Linked DNA regions of Mus musculus: region 1 is linked to region 2. A link is a loop called in an ENCODE intact Hi-C map of the cell type or tissue named here. Cell type or tissue: heart. All regions are shown on one strand.

What was found. Peaks named below come from ENCODE experiments on the same cell type or tissue, not always from the same donor. Only the 100,000 strongest peaks of a DNase experiment are listed, where the experiment ranks them.
Region 1: a loop joins it to region 2, with 4 times the contacts of the local background. A loop is called at or near these places in 19 of 42 quality-filtered maps.

Annotation. Positions count from the first base shown.
Region 1 is chr10:30,838,022-30,846,021 of GRCm38, reverse strand. It overlaps Hey2 (hairy/enhancer-of-split related with YRPW motif 2), which reads left to right and starts at 3,239. Exons shown (of 5, transcript NM_013904.1): 1 at 3,239-3,456; 2 at 5,340-5,418; 3 at 5,548-5,631. The coding sequence starts at 3,374. In heart, CTCF peaks have their summits at 3,319 and 7,652 (motif pointing left); DNase peaks (open chromatin) are centred at 1,481 and 3,151; H3K4me3 peaks cover 6,937 bases; H3K27ac peaks cover 6,040 bases.
Region 2 is chr10:31,295,101-31,303,100 of GRCm38, reverse strand. No RefSeq gene overlaps it. Among named protein-coding and RNA genes, the nearest start is that of Hddc2, 14 kb to the left of the region's middle. In heart, a CTCF peak has its summit at 3,727 (motif pointing right); no DNase peak of the experiment used is centred here; H3K27ac peaks cover 846 bases.

The DNA.
Region 1 (8,000 bases), 460 kb after region 2:
ATTCAAATAAAGAAAACACCACAGTACTCCCTATGAGAGAAGAAAGCAGCCCAAGAACTATGTATATATCCAATTCATTCCAAACTTCTTCAGGAGAATTTTTAGAAGAGCGGCAAAGAAAAAAAATCAATTAGTTTGTGAGCTAAAGTTTCCAGTTTATGGGACAAGGTAAGACTTGCTCAAGATCGCCAAACTTAATGTAAGTAGGAAAACTCACAGTGTAATAACGGGTAGATCTCGTCCGGAGGAATATCAAAACGACTACATTTGGTCGCCAAAAAAATCTCTGCTTTTCCCAACTTCCTCTGCTACTCAGTGAGCTAAATCACTTAAGCACCAAGGACCAATTTAGGGAGGGGCGGCAAGTCTACATCTCCCTTTTCCCTTTAGATTTGTTGGCCAGCAGCCTGATCTTTCTTTCCTAATGGCATTTCGTTTCTAGGACAGTCCCTCCTCCCCGTATCTATCTGTCTAATTATCCCATTGTTCAAATCTTTCAAAAGGAAAACGCAGATAGCTCTATGCAAAGAACATTTTTTCTTTTACCCTGGTTCTTAGCCTTCCAGTAACTCACTCTTTCTTTCTCTGAAACCAGTGTCGCAGAGAGGAGATGGGGCTTAAAGTTCCAAAGTTCTCTTTCTTTCTCCCTGCTTATGCCACCCCAGTTCCTCCCCACTCCACCCACGCTCAATTATTTTTTAAATAGGTTGAAGCGCTTGCAAGAGTTTATTCTGTTTCTACCTCTGACCCAGACGTAGGACATAGAAAAGGTGTGTCTAGACAGGAGACAGGAAAAAGGGATGCTTGAGAACAACCAATATAAAAGAAAACTACTCTAACTGGGATTAAGTATTTTAAAGATTAACAAGGAGACTTTAAAATTCTGTCTTCTGCCTTATTTGTTCTTCTTAACACACATGTTTGGCGTAGCAGGCTCTATTCTAAACGCTTTTAATATATGCCCCTTGTTGATTAAAAAGCATTCAAACCAACTTTAAATCCGTGCGTGCTTTCTGAACGTCTCCTCCATATTCTTTTATGACACTGCATGGCAGTTAAGCCTTCAAAGACAAAATGGAAAAACTTTAACCAGTTGCTACTTTATTACAAGCAAACCATTTCCCGCTGCAATTTTTTGCAACCAGTATAATTAAATGCACTGGTGTAGTGAGAGAGAAAAAAATCTCTTAGGGTTGTGCCACCCCAGCTCCACACGCCTATAATGATTTCAGGTCTTGCTTCCGGCGTTTGGAAGATTCCATTAATTGTGTGCTCGCGTGGCAAACCTTAACTTCAAGGGGTGGGGGAGTGAAGCCATCACTAAGCGCTGGGAACTCTCGCTCCTGCCCCCTACTCTAGCTGAGAAAGCGAGGCCTGGAGAGCTCACACTCAGCTCAAACACTGGATAACCGCAGGGTGCAGGCCTGGATTGGACAGGGCCAGCAAGCCTCGGGCTGTCTGCTCTGTCCCTGAGGAAAAGCCATGCTGTCCGTGAGCACCCAGGTGCCCGCCCAGAGACTGAGTGCAGAGCTGGGAAGTTCGCCACCCACGGTTCTGCGGCCAAGCAGTGCTGACCCCATCCTGCCTCGCCAGGCCCCGCCCGGCCCCCGATGATCCTGTGATTTGCCTGGAGTTGAGTTTCAGAAGTCAGGACAGAAAGTTTCAGATTTCTGTTCACACGGTTATTGAAGACACCGCGGTGAGGACCGCACAAAAGAGGCCAGGGCCTGTAGGGAAGGGGTTTTGTGTTTTAACGACACGCTGGCTGCAGATCCTTGGCGTTACTCCGGCTCCTTCCCACTCCCCATCAACCCAATCTGCGCCCAGTCCAGTCAGTCTTTTGCTGTCTCTTTTTCTCTTGTCCTTTCCCGCTGCACCGGTCTAGTGTAACCAAGGAATGGAGTTTGGAAAGGGTGCCTTAGTCAGATTTCCAGAAAGATAATTATCTGTGTAAGGTGGAGGGTCTCGGTGATTGATGGATGTCTTCTTTTCTCAAAGGCCTTTTTCCACCAAGCACAAAGAGCACCATGTGGAGTCTCTAGACCTCCACTAACCCACCCAGCGCTACAGCGCCAGATGGTCTAGCTCACGCCAGACTCCCCGAGACTGTCTTGCTCACTTCCTGAGCGCGCGGAAAAGTCGGCAGAGCCTGCTAAAAAATCCCCACAGTATGCAGAGAGAGACAGAGACTTAAAAACGGAGTCTGAACACCACACCTGGAGTTTACACAATCCATGCTGTACGTGCACTAAGAACTAGCGATCTGGGCAAACTTTACAAAACAAATACAGTGTACAAGTAAATACAAATCCTCTCCCCGGATGCTAAAGAACTCCGTGGCTGCACACACCGGAGAAACTGGAGGGATGACTGGGACATTTAATTTGGATAATCCAAATCCGAGAACTTTGAACTCGAAAACCTACTCAGATTTGTGTCCTACAATCCCTCTTCCCATCAGTAGGAAGACCACTCAAGCCTGCCATTTACCGAGATAGTTACACCCCCTCCCTCCAGTTTCTGTGTCCAGAGATACAAAGGAAGTAACCAGAGGTGACTAATCCAACAATGCACGGGGACAACCTCCTGCAGTTAGGCACCTGGACCGGTGAGCGGGCGTCCTTTATCTGACCACAACCTAGAGGCTGGGGAGCTGGCAGGGTGAAAAAAAAAAAAAAAAAACTTTGACTTAAAGCTTTCAAAATCCCCTGAGGGTCAACATGACCGCTCCGGTCAGCCACTCAGCAGCTTGATCCAGAAGAGGGACAGCCCAGAGGGGTGGGTCGCCGAGCCTAGCACTCCCACCCTAGACGTCACACACGCTCACTCGCACTCAGCCACGCGCTAGCGGTTATTCTTTAAACCGAGGGTAGAAACTCGGCGGGAGAGATCACGGCTTGCAGGTGATGGCCCAAAACCCAGGAGCCCTCGCCCGACACGCCCGCCCCATGCGCTCTCGCGCCTGCGCCCGCTCCCGCCGCCGGCGGTCAACCCCAGCGCTCCACTCCCGGCTCCCAGGTGCGCGGTGGCATTCCCACGCCTCTGCCAACGCCTCTCGGCAGCCATTGGCCAGCGCGGGTCCGCCCCTCCATATTAACCAATAGAAAGCCACACCGTCCCAGGGAGGCGGGGCCTGGAGAGTGGCCAGGGCGGGCACACGAAGAAGCGGAGGGGCCCCGCCCGCGCTGGGGGGCGTGGCCAGTACCGGGTCTTGCGCCCTGGCTGGGCTGCAGCGTGGGAAAGAACCTCCAGGAGCCGACCGCGCCGCCGAGGGAGCGGCGCCTGCAGAAGCCGGGCAGGGAGGGAGGGAGGAAGCCCGCGGGGAGCGCGCTGCGTTCCGCTAGGCGACAGTAGCTGCTCCTCCTTCGTCGCGATGAAGCGCCCTTGTGAGGAAACGACCTCCGAAAGCGACCTGGACGAGACCATCGACGTGGGGAGCGAGAACAATTACCCTGGGTGAGCGCGGAAAAGCGGGAGGGTGTCCGGGGAGCTTCGGGTGGAGAGGAGACCGTTTTCCCCGGGAAGCGGGTGCTAGAGTCGGGTGGGGCGAGAGATGGAGTTCACACTAGGCGTGGGAGCGACTGGAAGGGAGCTGGACTGGAGCGTGCAGGAGATGGCGAGGGAGGGTCCAGGGCTGTCAGCACAGGACACGCATACTGGCACGTCCGGGCGACGCCCCCGGTACTGGAACTGTATTTAGGGACAGTTCCAAAATAGGTCAGGAGAAAAGAAAAACAACTGGATTTCTGTTTTGAGAGAAACTGGGATCGCGACTTGAGTTTTTGAGGAGGTAAAGCATCTGAGCTAAACAGGCTGAGCTGCGCAGGTCGACAGAGGGTGATCTGGCTGACCCACCCATGAGTGACAGATATAAGGAGCAGATGAGACAGCATTGCTTTGCCTGCTTGTCCTTTAGTCTCCAGGAGATCAAGGTTCTGATCACAGAAGACAGACCTCCTGTTTCCTGTGACAGCAAGATTACCCAACCATTTTAGAGGCGGGGGGGGGTCAAATGATAATTGCTTCTAATTGGCTTGCCCAGAAGCACCTTATTTATTTATTTGCAGCTGTCACTCAAAGAGTGAAATCCTTCCCGCATATAGAAAACTGGATTTATTTCACGGGCTTATTTTAAGACGTAGAAATCAAAGCCGGAAAAATAGCTAAAGCAAAAACGATGCTTATGAGACAGTTTACCAACTCTCTCATTGTTAAAGTATTAAAAAAAAAAATGAAACCGTAGGCTGTCACTAGAAGGGGTGAGGAAGGAGTCAGTTGATTTCGAATTAAGACCCAGAAGTGAGCCGAAGGGGTGGTAATAGAACTTCTCAAAACTAGAGAGGACCTGGAGAGTTTAAGACACTAAAGAAGCATAGTACCTGTGAATTTCAAAGTGACAGAAAGTCCTAGGAGAGTATACATTAATGGACCAACTACACCACCAAATAATCACTTGATTGAACCTTGCAGTCTAAAAATACCTTTTAGTAAACTCAAGGTGAATTGCAGCTTCTCGAGATATCAGCTTGGTTTTAAGGCTGGTGGCACAGTTTCATTTTCAAAGTTAAAGCATGAAAAGTGCAAAAACTAAATTTCAACTTTCCACCCAATGATATGGTTAGGATATTCTTTTAGAGGATCAATATGCAAAACTTACAATCTGTTCTTTTTAGGCTATCCAATAAGGTTTGGGGATAGTAGGAGAATTAGGTTTTTGTTTTAAAAGTCGCATATAGAGACACATTCGACATGTGCTGCTCTTGAACGTTCAGTATGTCTGGCAGAAGAGAATGGGAGTACACATCCAGATGGGTTGGTGACTTTTGAGAAATACATGAGAGAAATAGGACACACTAATCCCCCGACCTGTCACCCTAACTGGCTATCATTTCATTAGAGAACTCAAAAGTTCAGGTTCATTTTTGCCACTTGAATGGGCAGCATAGCATTTCGAAAATCATGTTTACTTATTCAGTGTGCGTGTCCGGCTAGGTGCATGTCACTGTCACCGTCACTTCTGTTTGTGGAGGTGCAAGTGGTTCTTCCCCATGCATCCTGTGGGCCCAAAGGACTGGAGCTCATGCCAGATCATCACACTTTGTGGCCAACTGCCTTTACTTGCTAAGCTGTCTCAAGGCCTCAACAGCATTGTTAAGGCATAATTATTATCTGGAAACTAAAATAAAGCCTCCAAATAGCATAGATATGAAAAAAGTCAACAGACAGAAAAAAGTAATATAATGCGCAGTCAGTCAGAATATTATTGGGTGCCATGAACTGGGGCAGGGAAGGGGCCTATGACCTTGATACAGCACCTGACTTGTCTTCCTCCTTCACAGGCACGCTACAAGCTCAGTGATGAGGTCCAATTCACCGACAACTACCTCTCAGATTATGGCAAGAAAGAAAAGGAGAGGGGTAGGTGACACCCCCCCCCTTGTGTCATGTAATTAAGCATGTGTATCACTGTTGTTATTTTCTTACTTGGATAATTTTTCTGTATGTGTACTGTACCCTTAGATTTTTGTTTTGCTTTCCTTGGGCTAGATCATAGAAAAAAGGCGTCGGGATCGAATAAATAACAGTTTATCTGAATTGAGAAGACTAGTGCCAACAGCTTTTGAAAAACAAGTAAGTTATCCCCCCCCCAAAAAAAAAAACCAGCTCAAAGCATCTGACTTTCTCATCTGGGACTGTAGATTCTTCTTGAAGATCATTAAAATAATGGTGTGTGCTCTGCACACTCTGATCCGGCGTAGAAGAGCTATTTCAATAAAATGCTTTGTTGTGGCAGAACTATTAAAAACATAATCCATCATGAAGTCGAAGACATTTCCATTCTTTAGCTTATTTTCCCCTTAAGGGTAATTGTGTTCCTGCTTTCTCTGTTCTTTCCATGAAGCCAGCAGGGGTTTTGCTTAAAACTGTGCTGTATATGGTATTCTTGAAAACAAAAGTTTTGTGTGTGAAATATCATTTTTCCCTCAAACTTTCAAAGTACTATTTAAAAAAAAAAATCAAAGTTAAGGAACTAAGGCTTCTATTTTGGTTTCCTAAATTATAATAATACAGCTTATTTAGAAAGCTACTTTTGTTTTTAATTCTTGGGTTAATAGAACATTATATTTGATTTAGGATATAATTTGGAAGTTTGGTAAAAAAAATCAAATTAGTCATAAATATTGCTTTTCAAAGTTCAGGTATTCTTTTACATTAAAAAAAAGGGAAAGGTGATTGCCATTTGAAAATTAGAAAACAAACAGTTACACTTCCCTTTGTGGTTATGGATTTGTGTCTCTTGTTCTGCCGCTGTGGCTGATGCAAAGGCTTCTAAGAGCACATTTCCAAGGATGTGGCCATTTCTGTGCTGAAAATGTTATCAGTTGACTTCCAAATTGGGTGTTGGCTGTTTATGCCACTTTTGTCGGTTTGTTTACTTCGTGATTCTGCAAACATTGTAAAGCAAGCTCCACAGAGAGCTTTTGGAGGCCATCCAGGGCCACCGTTGGCTGCTTTCACAGCAGCTCCCGAGACATCTTCATGGACATGGTGAACAAGGAGAAGTACGGGCATGATATGCTACTGTTGACTCTGTGTATTTAAGACTGAGAAGAAATAGACACAAACTCTGCACTTCGTATGCCACGTCTGTCTTTGATAACTTACTATAAATTATGCTTTGGATTAATGCGCTGCAAATGAAGAGAAGATGACCTATGTTGTTTGTTTGTTGTGCTTTTCTGAGTACTTTTTTGAGTACTGAAATATCTGCAATATGACACTGAGAAGCAGTCACTCTGTGATCTTTTTCCTTAGTCTTGGTTTGTTCGGCTCTTTTCTTAAATATTGACTTAAATCTTAAGAGCACGCCTCAGTCATTGGGCAGCTAGTTACTGTAAACACAAACTTTCCCATTTACAGAGTCTGGCTGCCAACCCCAGTGAGCTGGCCCTGCCACGATTAGAGGAGAATACTCTTTAGAGCTGCTGAAGAACGGACACTCCTGCTATTTACTATTTGCTGATAATTTTTTTAAGTGTAGTGAAAAAAAATATTGGTTTAATTATTCAGCTCCTCTAGGAAGTTAGTTAGAAGCCACCAAGACCCAAGTTACTATCAGTGGGGCATTTCTTTCATTTGGTTTCTAACTTTTGCTTTATTTAAGAAGAGGAGCAATGAAAATGTATTTGCAAGACTTTGTTTTTTGTAGGGTTTTATAAGGTTTTTTTTTTCTTCCAATAATTTACTTTTTTTTTATTCACTTACATCCCGATCACAGTCCCATCCTTCCTCTTTTCCCAGTCCTACCTTAAAATCCCCCCATTGTCCCCTCCCCTTCTCCTCAGTAAAAGAGAGCCCGTCCTGAGAAATCTAGTCCTAGCAGGACTAAGCAATGCTCTCTCCCACTGAGGCACAACCAGGCAGTCCAGGTAGGGAAAGGGGATCTAATGGCAGGGAACAGAGATGAAGACAGCCCCCTCCACCTGTTAGGGGACCCACATGAAGCTGCACATTTACCACAGGAATATTTAAGAATGGTTTCAAATGGTTGGTAAATCCTTAGGCACAAAAGATGCTCCTTAAGTGAACTGCAAATTAATTGGTCCTTTCTGTTTGTGATCCTAGAATACACAGTGACACCTGCTGGTGACCTTGAACGTCTTTCCTAGGTCATTTCCTTTACTGGTTTATCTTAAAGACTTACTGGGATTTTTCTACTTTTGAACATTCTACTTTTGATGCTTTGTTAAAACACTATATCCATATCCTCAAGAATTAATATTCAACTGTTTAACTGCTGCAAACTTCAATAGTAATGACTATAAAATGTCTCTTAAGAAAATGTATCATTAATGAAGGCAGAGTTCAAAGTTCAAGAGCTTTTCAGCTGGCATAGTATTTGTAGGATGATTTTAGGAACACAATTGCTCCTACTATTTATTTAGTAAATCATTTCTTTGATGCCTTGTTCTGGTCTTTGCAAGTTAATGCCATCAGCT
Region 2 (8,000 bases):
TTCCTCTCTGATGACTCTAGCTTGTATCAAGGTGACACAAAAAGCAGCCAGTACAGTCCCGATGCTTCAAGTTATAACCATTATTCACAGCCAGGCCTTGCACTTCAGAGGTAAGGAGCGAAAGGTTCTGCAGGTGTAGAGGGACAACTGTCATATGTAGAATACGTTATATCAAATGAGAAAACTTTCCAAATAACATTTGCTCAATTTCAATAATTTGGAGTGTTTCTTCCTTGCCTCCAAGTAAAGGAGATGCAGTGATTTTTGCTATTTTAGGGCATTTCTCAGTGACTAAAGGGTAGACCTTTGATAAAAAAGTAGGTCTGTGAGCAAAGTTTTGTAGCAAACCTTAATTATCCCAGAGGCCAAAATTCCAGGAACTTTATGAATTTTTAATGGTGTGGAACTTACAGTATTTAAAAAGTAGAAAAAGCTTAAAACAGGAAAACCAAGGGAAATGTAAATTTGGAGCTTCCAGTTTGCAAAATCATCAAAGCAAAATCCTAATTGGATTTGGCCTGACAAGGTACTTGGCACTTACTGCTCTTCTGGTTTGGTGTCCACATCAATATCTTATAAGAACATAAAAAGCAAACCACATCAGCTCACTAGCCAAGAGCTGAAGTCATAGGATAAAGAGAGGTGAGCCAGAGCGCAGGACCACAAGGATCAAAAGTATTGGCCAGTGAACACCACAGCTGTAGCAAGACAGACTGACACAGGGAAATTGGACACATGGAGTTCCTACTAAAACTACAGACCCGGGAGAAGCCCTACACTCAATCCTAGAACCACACTAAGCAATAATCGGCTCCACTTGCCCACTCAAACCAATAGAACCTACACAGGGTCATAACATTAAAAGTCGAAAGGATCTGAGCAGTTCCTTTTGAGTTACTGAAGAGGGAAAGTGTGCTCAAGGGAGTGTGTATAAGATGTATCTGTGTAATGAGGACTATGTTTGTGCCAGGCACTTTGCTGGAGGATCCAGTAGAACAGGGAGGTTGCTGTGATGCTGTGCCTCCTAGAAATGTCAGAAGCTACACCCATAAAGTCTCACCAAGATGGATGACCAAGTGTGAGTGGAATGAGCACAATACCAATAGACATGCTATTGTGAAAGGGGAAAGCCCATGAGACCTCAACCCTAGACAAAGAACTACAGGCAAGTAAGGGATGCTGAGATCTGGAGAAGCAGTCTTCCCCACGGAAGAGCACACCAACTTGTCATTCAACATCAAATGGTTAGCCTGGAAAGCATACACATACAAGTAACATTATACAGATTGAGCAGGTTGTATGTATGTTTTTAGACATACACACACACATACACACACACACACACACACAAACACACCATTACCATCAGAAGCAGCAGCAGCAGTTAAAGAAAAAGGGATCAAAATAAGTTTGAAAGAAAGCAAAGGGGGTGGTATGTGGGAGAGCTTGGAGGTAGAAAAGGCATGGGGGAAATGATATAATTATAGATAGATACATAGATAGATAGATAGATAGATAGATAGATAGATAGACAGATTCCTTCACTGCTGTACCCATAGTTTAGCCCCATAGAAGATTCCTTATTAAGATCCTTTCCCAGGTGTGGAAATCAAGGCTATCACAGTAGGTCATAGTGCAATGTATTACTTAAAGGTTTGTGGCACTGCTGGCGTATATACCTGCAGCACAGGCAATCACGCAAGACTTTCAATGGACAGATATGGAATCTGTAATACAAGATCAGGCTAACAAACTACTATGTTACTGGATTGTAGGCTTAGCATACTGCCGTGTGCTTTATCGTTCATGTATCTCCTTCTACAAATAAAAAAATGTTTACCACAAAAATGTATACCATGAATTGCCAGGAGAGCCTCCTACATCAATTCATTGTATGATGAGGATTGTAGCTTGTACCACCTAGAACTTTCTTAGGAATACAAAGGCACATCTGTGTCATGAATATTTGGTCCATCATAGTCAGAAAGACAAATCTTTAAGTTCATAAGTGCTATCAAGTCAAATCTGTTCCCTTTTTGATGGACAGTCCTATCCTTTCAAAGTATGAATCATCCCTAAAGCTTAGGAAACCAGTGGCTAACTATGAAGTCACAGAAAATTTCTCCAACGTTTCTTGGGAAGTTTTATCATGTTGATACAACACATACCATGTCTTGGATTCTCAGAATCTAGAATATTGCAGAGCAGCCCTCTACATTCAGTGAGAATAAAGTGCTGGGATAAATGTATTGGAGGGAAAGAATCATCTTGGCCAAAGGCCAAGTCATCAGTATTTTCAGAGTGGCCCAAAAAGGGAGCTTAAAGATACAAATGTAACCAAATGTAATGGATAAACCCAATCATTTCTCTAAGAATATGTGGTTGGGTTTCTGCCCATCATAGTGATGCAGGATGTTGACACCATGGTTCTCTTCTCCCATCCCTTGTGATACTGCGGATGCAGGAAGTAGGAGACAAAGCATGCCAGACTTCCATATCAGTCCTCCCTGATATCCAAGGCCACTCCCCATCTCAGCCAATGCCACAGCTGAGTAACATCTGTTCTTAACTTTCTGCCTCTCTGAATTCTCTCTTTCCACTGGAGCTTTTACATTTCCTATAGAAGCAGGAGTCAATGGGCCTTTACATGTTTCAGCTGTTTCTAATTCTCTCCCAGGCCCACTCTCTCCCAATAAATGACACATTGTAGAAGGTGTTTTACAACCTGACTTGCTAATAGATCCAGACCTCTCTTGCAACAAAACCAAACAAAGGAATTAAAGCTTAAAACACAAAGTCACAGAAACACAAGAGAGATAAATGTAGAGTTATTTAAAACTTGTGAAAGGAGTCAGAATAATGTGGAAATAAATAATATGGAAAGTACCTTTTAACTCTAGAAGTCTAACCTTGCAAGAGAATGTCCTCGCACTGGACGATCACACTGCTTTCCACAGGCTTTTCCTCCTCCTGCTATATACACTTTATCTTTATGGATTCCATTACAGACCTGTGAGAAAATACTATAGTGATAACTAAATCTACCCACTTTCTCATCCTTGGGCATTCAAGACTGAATCATCCATTGGTAAACCACTTATAAGTTCCTTCTATAACAAAATTAAGCTAGAGAGGTCACAGGTGTCCTTAGGTAGAGGTGGGGCTCACCATTAGATTAACAATTCTTCCTTAAACTTCCGTAACAATGCTCCCCCTTTTAGATTGTTTAAATTTGCAAATTTTCAAAAGAATATCATTATTTTGTAACATTGAGGTTGATTAATACATTAATCGGTCACTGACCAACAAGTATGCATAGAGATGATCTAACATTAAAGGTAATAGGAAAGCTATATAGGTCAGCAATTTTCAGCCTATGGGTCCTGATCACCCCGTCATGGATCACATACCAGATATCCTGCATATCAGGTATTTACATTATGATTCATAATAGTTGCAAAGCTACAGTTATGAAGTAGGAGCAAAGTAATTTTATGGTTTGGGGTTACCATAACATAAAGAACTGTTTTGTAAAGGGTCGCAGCATTAGGGAGGTTGTGAACCAATGTTGATGACTGTATTGTGATTGCTGTCCACGGTTCCCCTCAAGCTGGGGAGGAAGAGATGGATTTGGGAAGAAGTCGTGCACTGGAAAGAGGAGAGGGCTATCTGGCAATTTTCAGGGCAACACCAAGAAACTACATGTAGTTTTGAGAGTCAACCACCAGGTGGCACTATGTCATCACCATTGCCTTCTCAGCTCTGGAGCATGAATATATTAAATGTCCTGTTTCCTAACTGGATTGAGTAAATATTTATACTCTCACTATTTCTGCTTCTGTCCTTCTTCCTTTGTCACTCTCCCATCATTCTTCTTACCTATCACCTGTAATGGTAACAGCACTCCCATGTGATTATATTTAGAAAAAGTATACGAATGCCTAGAGTACCAGGAGTATATTCTAACGTCCTTACAAATGGTCTTTTCAAGTAGTTACAGGGTTGAAGAAGCCTTTGTGGTGATTTATGTTCATATAGAAATCAGTAAGTATAGGATACTGCATATAATAAAGGTCAAAATTTTATTTGGATACAGACTAAGACATCACAATACGTTTTCAAATAGCCACATTTTTATTCTGGTAATCTCAAAATTATAAAATGAAGAGAACCCTTGTTACATGGGGAGAAATGTCATTCTACCAGAGGCCTCCAGGGTGGAAGTCATTTGCTGGGATGTGAGTGAAAGAGCTACACGGAGTCACTGCTTAACTGTGAAGCACAGATTCCTTGCTCTAAGTAAGAGAGGCCCAGCAGAATTCTAAACATATTTAAAACAACAAGGAATTCTTCACAGCCTGAATCAAGTTTGGAAACTTATTCTATAAAGCATCCAAAAAAATGTCATGATTAATCCAGACTAAAAAGTATCCTTATCAGGTATTGTTTTTAAAAATGGATTTCATTGATAGTGAAAATATAGAAAAACCAGGCTAATGCTTTTTAATTCCAAGAGATAGCCACATTTGGGGATCTTCATTAAAAAACGATGCTGTGGAGTCTCAGGAGTGACTCTAGTGTGCTGCATGAAAGGAAGTATTTTGAGTGGTCTGACCTTCACTGGCAACACTAGAGTCTTGCTGAGAGATGGCACCCTTGACCAAAAGATCATTATACCAAAGCTGAGTAGCCAACTTTCTGGCGGGCCCTGAATTCTTCCTGCACTACTTTATTTCTTCTTTTTAAGGGGTGGCATATGTTCATGAATGTAAATAAAGTCACAAAATATCCATTTGGATGACAAAGCCAATTTAGAAATAAAATGGAGGACACTGAGGACTCTTAAAGAGATTTCTAGCATTTTGAGAAATAACTGCAATTCTCTGATGTGCCTTAGTTTAGTGGACTTTGTAATTTAGATTCTAAATTGTTGTGATAAGTAGGTAGGATTAAAGCAAGGTGGTGTCTTTAGGCAGAAGGAATTCACTCTCAAGAACCTAAGAGCCATAGCCCTGGGGCAGCAAATACCTTATAGTGCTTCAAGTTCTCAGAGAGCTTTCAGAGAAGTAACCAATCACAATAATAAAACCCAAAACAAAGTATAAAACTCAACTTTGGGCCTAACGAGACATCGTTCAACTTTAATACAGAATCCTCAGAAAGAGAGCAGAGTATGAGGATTCTTTATTCTAAATTGATGCTGTGGAAGGCATCTGAGACCATGAGGTAAGGAAAGGAACCTCTTCATGGTAATGAAATAGACAGCGCTGCAATTTTCCTTAGACTCAGAGTCTGGTCATCCCTCCAGGGGATGACACAGCATCCTAAGTGCTCACAAGCTTCCAGAGATGGAGTGCTCACATCTGCCATGCTGTCCCCTGCCTGGGCCTGACTATGCTCTTATTACATTCATCTAATTATGGTGAAATAAAATTTGTTTCCCTACATCTTTTTTCCTGAATTAAAAAGCAAATCAGCAACAACAACAACAAAAACCTTGTGAACAAAACAAGATTTCAAGAACTTTGGAGCATCTGCCATGTAGTAAACCTGCTCACGTGTTAGGAATAAGAAGGTCAAGAGATTATATGGAGTTTGGCCACTTTTGTGGAATTTATAATCTAATTCTATAGATTGCTCACTTATTTTCTTCTCTAAGAAATAAGCTATGCTCTACCGAACACTGGCATTCTACTGTAGCCCTATTAGCAGCGAAAGGAACTGTAACCTTGACAAGACATCAAGTGACAACTTAACCACCATATGTTTAATTGCCATGTCCCTCGTGGCTCTAAATTTGCAGAGCCAAGACTGCAAGTCTGGTTTCAGCAGGATGCAGGTCCAATAGCTGAAGACCATTTGGAGAAATTCTCCCACTACAATCTATGCCCCTTTGGGCTTTATAAATGTGCCACAGAATGCAAACTTGGACACTCATATTCTGAATAAAGGATGGCCTCCTGAAAAGCTATTGATAGCAGCGGGAAACATATTTGTGGGTTAGTGGAACTGAGTCCATGAACCAGAACTTGTTGAGACAGCCAGAGGTGAGAGCCAGGAGAACTGAGCTACAAGAACAGCGTGGGTTCCCCACTAAAATGTGGGCTAAGGTGAGCAAGCAAAAGCACGAGGAAGGTGGAGAAGAGAGGGGAGAGAGGGTAGACTGCCCCTTCCTGTCATTTTTTTTTTTCATTATAAGACACGGCAATAAATTGTTCGTTGAGGAAGTTGCAAAGAACTTAGAAAAGAGGATATTCTGTACTGATTGTCAAAACTCAAGATTTAAGGAAAGAGGCAGAGAGAGACAAAGAAAAGCTGAGATAAAAATCATTGTGGGGGGGGGGCGAGGGGGAAGGCAAGAGCTGGAATGCTTATAATGCAAAGAGACAGTTGCATTAAAGGATTAGGCCCCATGGCCTGATTAACATCATTTGATCTTCTGCTATTGAAAAGACCCAGTGTGCTTTCAAAGGCAGTGGGCTTTTTAAATAAAACCAGGAGTCTGGTTTAGAAGAGACAGCAACTCAGTTTTTGGTTACTGACCCTTCTTTTTCTTTTCTTTTCTCTTTTTGGTTCTACCTGTTTCAATGTGTTTAGTACCCTGCTCTCTGCCAGTAGGGTCTGCATCTAATTCTTCAAATTTGGGATCTGCAAGATTTAATATGATTAAGGCAAACACATAAATGTTTTATGACCTATCTTGGTCGTATCAGAGTGCGACCCCTTACTTGGGAGTGCATTCTATTTTATTTCTGATTTTTACCTATAAAAATACTTTCTTCCCCTCTCTCTGCTATTTAGCCAATAAAAAGCAAAATTTCTGTGAGATGGGTTAGCACACCACAATACAACACGTTCTATCTTCCTTCTGGGTTCTTATTCAAATTATGGTGTAACTCATGCTTTCCCTGAACTTGAGTGGTCTTTGGCAGGCCAAATTCTCCATCAACCAGCTTGGTGTAGCATATGGTTCAGAGAGTCAAAGCAGCTTTACCTTCATGCTTTTATGTCAGGGTGGCCAGGCTCTGAGGTGGGGAGGGTTTCTGGTTGTTTCAGAAAACCAAACATGCTCCTAACTGGTTGAGTCTCTGTGATCCATTCAACCCCCGAATCTCTGCCAAATCAGCTAACAAAGGTCGATTGTAATCTTGACGGTTTTCCCAGCAATGACTGGACAGGGGCAGACCAGCAACCAGAGCACTGCAAGTCTGTTGTTCACAGTGAGACCATGAATGGAAACGCATCAGTGGCAAGAATCCCACATCTGAACTCTGGCCAAGTACTCTCCTTGTAAGAGGGTTCCTTCTAGACCTGGTAAAGCTCATATCTATCGTTTGTTTGTTTGTTTGGTTGGTTGGTTTTTAGTACAATTACCTTGGGTAGTACTCCTCATTGAAAGCTACTGGGTTAGGGTTGTCCTTTGGAAAAAAAAAAAGCATATGACATGCAGTGCTTTGGGAAATTGGAGGTTTCATAAAAATGAAGCACAGTGAATCTATAAAACTAAGTTGAGATAAGGTCTGAAGAGGTTACTTGGTCATTCCAGCTAGCTGCAAGGATGAAGAGTTTGAACCTGAATTTGTAAATACAGATTCCTTTGTCATTAAGTGGGACTGCTTAAACACAATTTAAACATCTCCACGTGCAACTTGAAGGCTTCCTTTCTGAAAGGAGACAGTGACATCTCAAATGCTGATTTAAAAATAGCAGTAAGCTGGCAAAATGTCAGACATAAAGTCCAAGGTATTTATCATTGCTGGAAAGTCAGGCAACACTTAACACATTCAACTGAGGAGCATAAGGTGATAATTCACGCATTCATTGCTTTTCACAAGCAATTCACATGGTCAGGATATCACACTTACCTATTTACTAAAAGGGAGTTGTCAGTTGTCATGTGGCTGGAAAGGGATAATGTGGGGCTGAGATGTTTAAATTAGATCCAACGTTTTAAAAAGCAACCTGACAAAAATCTCAATAATCTGTCTCTTTGACTGAGT